Regions from separate parts of the Homo sapiens genome. Here region 2 is linked to region 1. The links are chromatin contacts, found by Hi-C or POLR2A ChIA-PET in ENCODE. All regions are on one chromosome and are shown on one strand. The core of a region is the stretch at or near the end of the contact, and the rest is flanking DNA. Distances in the headings are between cores, read along the strand shown. Region 1 has its middle 48 kb from the start of LINC01871. Region 2 holds the start of LINC01871 (long intergenic non-protein coding RNA 1871).

Evidence for each region. Hi-C counts contacts between places; a loop is a spot of excess contacts on that map. ChIA-PET counts read pairs that join two places held with the same protein, here RNA polymerase II (POLR2A). Pooled maps may share reads with other maps.
Region 2: a map of ovary shows a loop between it and region 1 (6-fold over the local background). The contact joins the promoter of LINC01871 here to the enhancer-like site in region 1. A Hi-C loop is called at or near these places in 3 of 168 maps with a recorded cell type or tissue (GM12878, naive thymus-derived CD4-positive, alpha-beta T cell and ovary), 2 of 37 single-sample maps with no recorded cell type and 11 of 50 pooled maps. POLR2A ChIA-PET finds 5 or more read pairs at or near these places in 4 of 52 experiments (GM12878, OCI-LY7, activated CD4-positive, alpha-beta T cell and 1 more).

The regions. Positions count from the first base shown.
Region 1 is chr2:7,771,443-7,775,539 of GRCh38, forward strand. No RefSeq gene overlaps it. Among named protein-coding and RNA genes, the nearest start is that of LINC01871, 48 kb to the left of the region's middle. RefSeq lists an enhancer at 2,260-2,309. Within about 2 kb of position 2,154, at least 4 of the 41 ENCODE cell types and tissues checked have a DNase peak (open chromatin) inside an H3K27ac peak, as active enhancers do.
Region 2 is chr2:7,723,823-7,727,919 of GRCh38, forward strand. LINC01871 (long intergenic non-protein coding RNA 1871) reads left to right here and starts at 1,957. Exons shown (of 2, transcript NR_183384.1): 1 at 1,957-2,031.

The DNA.
Region 1 (4,097 bases), core at 904-3,403:
CACACCCTTTAGAAATATATTTGTTAGATGTGATTTTGCCATATCCTAGTTTTCCTTTGTTGTCTAAAGTATTTTGAAATTCTAAACTGTCCCTTGATGACAGCACTCAGGGAACTGGCGAAGGGACATGAGATTTGGACAGAGGGAGGACGATGTGGCCAGGTGCTGGCCTTCCATGGCAAGGGCTGATGGACATAAATACAAAGGCTAGAAAACTGAAGAGGCTACATGATGAAGATTCATTAAGCCAGCACATAGACAAACAAAGCTAGGTAAGAACAATGCAGCACACCCCAGAGCAATTAAAGCTCATGCACAGCCTTGTTGGGCAGGGCAATTGATTTTAGCAGGCTTGGAACAAGAACGGGCCTCAGGCATGCTATTTTGCAGACAGAATAAAAGAACATCAGAAAAGAAAAGTGACTTGCCCAAGTTCACAGTCAGTTAAGTCAACGATGGGGCAAAAGCTCAGGCCTCTGGGTGCTTTCTCAGTATGGCTTTTATCTGCACCTGATTTCACAAAACAGACTGGAATGTGCTGAGAGGCTGCCAGGCAGGTGGTCAGCATCCATGCAGTGGGTGCTCTCACCAATGCCACACCTGGAGAGGAGGAGGGCAAAGCAGATGTCGTCCGGGTGATTTTCAGCCCTGGGCCCTTCCCCGTTCACACCTCAGGCTTCTCAGCATGTATTGCTTTGCCATGCTTTCCTCAGCTTACAGTAATAACTCCTTTTGCCTGCCACCCACACTGACATGAGCCCCCACTTAGAGATGGCTTCGTGAATATTTCAAATTTTATCAGGTGCTTTAATTAAATCATTGACATTTATGTCAGAGAGTACAAGACTGAAGTTCACTGAGGGTGGTCGTCTTGCCCAGGGTCATCGAACTGGAACTGGCACAGCCAGGATTTGCACCTAAACCTGTTGGACTCCAAGGCCCATGTTCTCTCTACTTAGAGGATAACAGCCAAGACTTCTGATTTCCTACCAGTTTCAGAAAATATGGAGCTCCCACAGCATAGGAATTCTCTCCATAACAGAATGTTATGGCTAAAAGCATGACCCATCTAAAATTCAACTTCGAGTATTTATTTAACAAATAACTACAGTACTTCATTAACTACTATAGCAGATATTTAATAAACAACGTTGTAATATGTGCCATTCAAAGCACTTTACATATATTGAAGCTTTTTGTCTTCCTAAAAACGACATAAAGTAGGAACTATCATTTTTCCATTTTACTGATGACAATACTGAGGCTCAGAGACATCCAATAGATTACCTAGAATTACATGGCTGGTAGGTGGAAGAACTGGTATTCAAATCCAGGCAGCCTGGCTCTACACTCTTGGCTTTTAATCGCTAAGCCATACTCCCCTCTCTAGTTTTGTAGAAATCTTAATAGAATGGAGTATGCATGTCTTTGCCTTCTCAAATTGAGAATAGTGAACCTAGTTGAGCCTTCTGCTTATAATTCAAGGTGACCCACATGAATTTGGAACATTACATCCACTACAGCATGCCTAATACTACCCTCAGACATTTTAGATTGCAAGAGTAAATTTCCCCCAAGACTGGCCCCAGATTGCTGTTCTTATGAAGTTCTTTCCAATTTTTAAAGCTCTTCTATTTATTTCTTCTGCTATCTTCCCTCAGCGACTATGGCTATCTATATATATTATTCATGACCTTGCTTTAAAAGGAATTATCTGGTTCTGTGTCTCTGCAAGATTATCTTGCCTTCTAACACAGCAAAACACATCAGCTTTATGACAGCAATACTTTCTCAAAATTTTTTTCTAGACCCAGTGGCATGTCCCAGCTTGATGTGGCTCCATAAGTGTGTGATATTGTTTAAGATTCTGCTCAAATGGACTCCCTGATTCTGAACCTTGGGAAGGAAGGGTATCAGCAGCATCGGAAGGGAGGCTCTCTGGAGTTTTTCTATGGAGGAAGTCGCCACACACACAAATGCCGCATTGTCAACTCTCTAGAACACAGTCATCTCACAACTGTGGAATGTCCCTCCTTGCCAAACCCTCAGGACGACAGCAGTTGAAACTTTCATATACGGAGGAGTGGAGGCTCCTACGGAAGAAAAGAGGAAGAGCCAGTGCTTGATGCAGGCTTTTGACACTTCAAGTTGGGCAATGTTTTTGGTTTCAGCAAAGTTGCTAAAAACCACAATTCCCAAGGTTGGCCTGAACTTTGATTCAGAGCTTGAATTGCTAAGAAAGGTGGGGCTGGCCACAGGTTTCACTTGGCAGCAGCTCGCTTCTTCCCTGTGGGCGGCTACCCCTGCTGTCCTTTTCCATGCGGAGTTCCTGGCCATGGGTCCATGGTCAGTAGGTGCTTCTCTCTTACACCCTGGGTCACAGCACAGCAGTGGCTCTCAAGGCGGGCCCCCCTGGCCAGCCACAGCAGCATCACCTAGAATCTGTTAGAAATGCAAATTCCCTACTGAATCAGAAACTCTGGTGCTGGGGCCCAGCAAGCTGTGTTTTAACAAGTGCCAAAGGTGATCTGAAGCACCTGCAAGTCTGAGAACCATGACAATAGAAGAAAAGGAAATGCAGACAAATGAGAAGAAAAAAGTGAATTTAGAAATAAAGGGAAGATTCAAGCCCAGTGAGTGACCCCTGTCATCAGAGGGGTGTGGCAGGTGGCCCTACAAGAGCTTCACAGCGCAAGTCAACTTCCCATGAGCCCAGACAGGTCTACAGATGTGGCTCTCCAGACTCTATGTTGAGAGGAATGTTGAGGCCATACCTCAGAAGGAAATCACACAGAGACAAATAAGCAAGGCTGTGTGGGCCAGGAGGAGCAGGGGACAACCTGCCAATTTGCCCCTAAGGGCGAGAAATTGAAACTGGGGTTAGAGAGTTAGACAAGCACCTTGGATAGAGCCCTATAGTGTTTTTTGTTTTTGTTTGTTTGTTTGTTTGTTTTTTTACTGAGCAGGTCTTACTATGGTAACACCTGGTCATAAAATTCTAAAATCATTTGTTTAGAAAAGGATATGGCAATTCACTGAGCCCAGTTCCCCAGCCATGGTCTCCAGCACACTTCCACTAAGAAGCCCCTAGCAATGGAAGGTCAGCTGTCTCTAAAAGCTGTGCATTCTATCTTTGGAGAAATGTGGACCTGAAACGTTTCTGCAGACATCCTGGCCCTCCCTGAAAGTTTTACCCTATGAGGGACTCAACAGAGGTGATTTGACATTAGGACACTCTGATGCACACATGCACACAGTAGTTCTCAGAAATGTGACTTTCTTTCTTTCTTTCTTTATGACAGTCCTTCCTCTAGGGTGCTGGGCATGCCTTCGTTTCTCTATTCTGTGAGTACTTGTGCTCATGGGGCCTGCGCTGGGTGCTGAAGAGACATTGCTCAGGTGAGCAAAACAATCAGGGGCCTGCCTTCTGGAAATTGAATCTAATAGGAGCATCAGATATTAAACAGCTAGAAAAATACATATTAAATTTTCAGTGTGACAAGTATATAAAATAAAAAATTCCACAAGAAATCTTATCAAGTTCCTTTCCATGAAAAGAACGAACTTGAATTGTTATTGTCTGTCTTGCGTTGAGTCTTTGGACTCATTGTTAATTGATCCAATGTCATTTTAGCCAGCTCTTAACCTCCACACTTTTTCTTCCTTCATAGGAAAATTCCACTGCCACAAAAAGTACAAGGAAATATGCTATGCAATCCTACCTTTATGAAATTTACAATCTAGTATAGGAGATGAACTTAAAATAATTGTAAGGAAGCTGTGAACCATTTCTGCAATACATGTTTAAGCGTGGAAGGGAGAGTTGCGAAGAAGGCATTAACAGCAACTCACGGAAAGCTTCAGTGGGAAGGTGGGATGTGAGCTGAGTCTTTTAGGATGAGCAAAATGTGAAAGGTAAGCAAAACAGAGCAGCCTCTGCTGTGTGTGGCGGGGTGGGGGGGTTGTGGGGGGAAGGAGGGGAGGGAGGGGAGAGAGAGAGAGAGAGAGGTTTCTATCTTAATAATAGAGATGTTATAGTGAAAATGGCACACAAAATGCACCAACAAGATCTGTTTTTTTTTTTTAGGCCCTTCAAC
Region 2 (4,097 bases), core at 707-3,206, 48 kb before region 1:
TGAGAATAGTTTGTGCACTCCGATTATCTCTGACATTTTCCCAACTCATAGTTGGAGCAGAGCTATGACAAAGGCATGCATGTTGCTAGTGCAGACATCCTCTTGGCTGTTAAGGGCTGAATTCTGTACCCCCACGTTCATATGTTGAAACCCTAACATCCAATATCTCAAAATGTGCCTGTGGAGACAGGGCCTTCAAAGAGGTTGCTGAATTAAAATTTGGTCATATGGGTGGGCCTAATCCAATCTCACCTGTGTGTTTATAAAAGGAGATTAGAACACAGACACGCCAGGGGGAAGACCATGTAGGGAAACAGGGCAAAGGAACTGCCTGCAAGCAAGAGAGAGGCCACAGAGGGAACCAACTCCGCAGACATTTCGATCTCGGGCTTCCAGCCTCCAGAACTATGAGACAATACATTTCTACTGTTTAGCCACCCAGTCTTCATACTTTGTTACAGGGGCCCTAGCCACCTGTAGACCAGCATAGGGTCAAAAAGCTGTCATGACCAAGTGCCCACACTGGGTCAGCAGTCCCAGAAGCAGTATCAGAATCATCTGTGCAGATAAAACTCTGAAGTCCAAGAAAGAGCCATTGGCACACAAATAAGACCAGAACAAATCAGGGAACCAGGTGATGACCTTTACTGTCAGAGATCCGTGTATACAGTACAGTCAGCTGACAAGAGGGCTCTCAATCGTGGCCACATATTTGAATCACCTGGGGAGCTGTTAAAACCCATGACACTAGGTCACAACCTAGACAAATGAAATCGGAATCCCTGGAGGGTGAGACCCAGGCATCAAGAAGGATTTAAGATCTCTGCAAGATTCAAATAGGCAGCCAAAGTTGAGAACAGCTGGCTTAAAGAGATTACGAGACTTTGTTACAGTATCTCAGCACGGATTACATTTCAATTTAGTTCTTTGCTATTATTCTTATCCTCTGAAATGTTTACACCACACGACGGCCTATCACTGGCTCTGAATTTTATATCATAATCACATAATAGGTTCCTCACTTAAGTTGTAGACATAGGCAAAACTTTTCTTGTTTTTGATGTAAGATAAAGGGAGAGAATGACTGGAGCAAAACAAAAATAAGATAATACAAAATAAGTCATGGGGTGGCATCACATTTTAAGAGTCTTCATTTATGACAAAAGCACAAGCTTATTTGTTGGGGACATAACTTTTGCCATTTTTCCTACCTTGACTGTTTAAGCTCGCAGCAATTTTATAGCTCGCTGTACAGGCTAAGGCTTTTGGTGCCTTTCTTTTTTAAGCTGTGTCAAAATACCTTTAAGGAAAAAAGATGATTTGAAAGGTATAAACCCAACGAAAGTAATAGCACAGTTACAGTTTTTGTGTTTGGGCAGATTTTAAGACATTTCTATGTATTTTTCTGACACAATGGATCCTAAGGACTGCCGTAGACGTAGATTAGTCTGATTTTAGGCCATTGCTTTGCAGCATTATGCAGTTTTTATCTGAAAGACGTTTCAAGAGGGGGAGCTAGTTAGCTAATTAATTAGAGATTGTGACTTAAATTTTTCAGACAAGAGATACTTTCCGAGTTTAAGGAGAACCCGAAGAAAGCTGCGTTTCTGTATCCGTGCCATGGGAAGTCTCCTGTCCTGTTTCCACTCTGCCTTCTCCATAAAGCAGGCTGATTATCAGGGCCCTCACACAAGCCCAGCGTGGTAGCTGATTAAGGCTTGACAAGCAAAAAGCAAACAGGATTTCTAATCATGTGTCTCATAGAAATGGAGCCACAAAAACCCAAAGAATTGCCATTACACCCCAAGTCATGCAATTTAGAGCAACTCAGGAAATAGGTGCACACAAGCAAACCATGTGGTTAAAGCCTTTGGAACTGGTTTGAGCAAAGCTGTAGGTGATTTGACAAAATCATCTGCAAAACCAGATTTCTAACACCTCCCTGCTGTGTATCTCATTTCTGCTGATGTGTGGTGCTTCATAAGATGGGGACGTTAAGCATGCAGCAACTACAGTCATTTGTTCTCAGAGGTGAGTGTTGCAGTTATTTTTATTACTTTTTCTCTTCTTTACTCTATTCCTTGCCTCTCGCCAGACATTCCTTAAACCACCTATCAACTCTCCCCTCACAGTCTTCCTTTTCTGTCTGCATTCTTTTTTTGAACCCAAATCTAACTTAGCTGCTTTTGTGGTTTTTCTATTCACTTTGTCAATTTCTCCCTTGGTTAGAAAATAAATTCCTGTGCACACTCACACCTATGCAAGGGCTGCTCTCAGACATAGCAGGAGGCCAACTTCAGCCTCAGCCTCTTGAGCAAACATTCCCAAGAGGGAAGAGCAACATGGGTGTGTGTGTGTGTGTGTGTGTGTATTGTGTTTATTTGTATGAAATGTCAATAGGGCATACTAATAGCTTGTGAACAAGTATCTATATCAAGATAGACAACCCCAATACATTCGACATGTTGAATATTTAACATGAATCACACATTTCTTGTGAATTGTGAGCAATATAGTTGTACTTATGTGTATAGATATGTGTACATTTATACATGTATATATATAAGGTACTCTCTATAGAGTACCTTATAGCTTACAAAGTGATTTCAAGTACATTTTCTCACTTGACCTAGAAGAGAGAATAAGTAGAATGTGCACATCTTACTCCACAGGGAACCCCTCTTGGAGGCCGGTCTCAGAGCTAAGGTGATAAATGGGGCCAAGAACAGTGGCTGATGCCTGTAATCCCAGCACTTTGGAGGCCGAAGTGGGTGGATCACCCGAGGTCAGGAGTTCGAGACCAGCCTGACCAACATGGTGAAACCCTGTCTCTACTAAAAATATAAAAGTTAGCCAGGCATGGTGGTGGGCACCTGTAATCCCAGCTACTCGGGAGGCTGAGGCAGGAGAATTGCTTGAACCCGGGAGGCAGAGGTTACACTGAGCCAAGATCACACTCCAGCCTGGAGGACAGAGCGAGACTCTGTCTCAGAAAAAAAAAAAAAAAAAAAGATGGTAGATGGAGTGTGACAGTTTGTGTTGGCATTTTGGCTTGGCAGAATTAAAGCCTAAAGTGCAGGGCCAAAAAGAGCCAGATTTGCAGCCTAGCTTCACCACTCCCTAACCATATTGCACTTGGGCATGTTCCTTAATCTCTCTATGTCTCTGAAACAAGAGGAAAAATCTCTTAGAGTTATTTGTGCAGAGTGAGCTACGATGTGTAAAATGATAGCCATTATAGCATGCACGTGAGCATGTACTATTAAACATAAGCAATCATTTGTGAAGCATGTTGAGATGCACATTGTCTAGCACCCCTGAGCCACCTTGGCTGTCCCGTAGCAGTCCCCAAGAGTCCTTTTCTAACATGGTTATGCCAGAATAATTTGGTTAGTTCAGGTGGGGTGAGCACAGTGGGGCAGGAACTGTGTCTAGTGGTTGCTGGGCAGTTTTGCACCTGGAGCTAGCACAGTCAGTTTTGTTGCACAAATGTGTGCCAAGCACTTTTCATAGGTCAGAAGCTAGAGAATAGTGTGCTTGTAAGCAAGCAATGAGAAATAAGATGGGAGCTCTTATTGGGGTTCCCTAGCTTCACCATCTTCAGTAACTTCCATCTTTGGTTCTGGCGGGCTTTTCTGAAGGACAGAACAGAAGCCCATGATAAAGGTGGGGTTGAGAATTCAAAAGAGATCTTTAGAAGTAGAACAGGGCCAGGGCCCATGTTAAGATTGAACTTTAAGGCCAGGCACGGTGGGCTCACACTTGTAATCCAGGAACTTTGGGAGGCCAAGGTGGGAGAATTGCTTGAGGCCAGGAGTTCAGGACCAGCCTGGACATCATAGTGACCCCCTATCTCTGCTAAAATAAAAATTTAAAAAAATTAGCCAGGCATGGTGGTGCACATCCATAGTCCCAGCTACACAGGAGACTGAAGAGAAAGGATCACTTGAGCCCAAGAAGTTGAGGCTATAGTGAGTTGTGATCATGCCACTGCACTCCAGCCTGGGGGACAGAGCAAGACACTGTCTCCAGAGACAGAGAGAGAGAGAGAGAAATGAAACTTTGGGAAGGAATGAGAGTGATCACCAGGTAGTGCT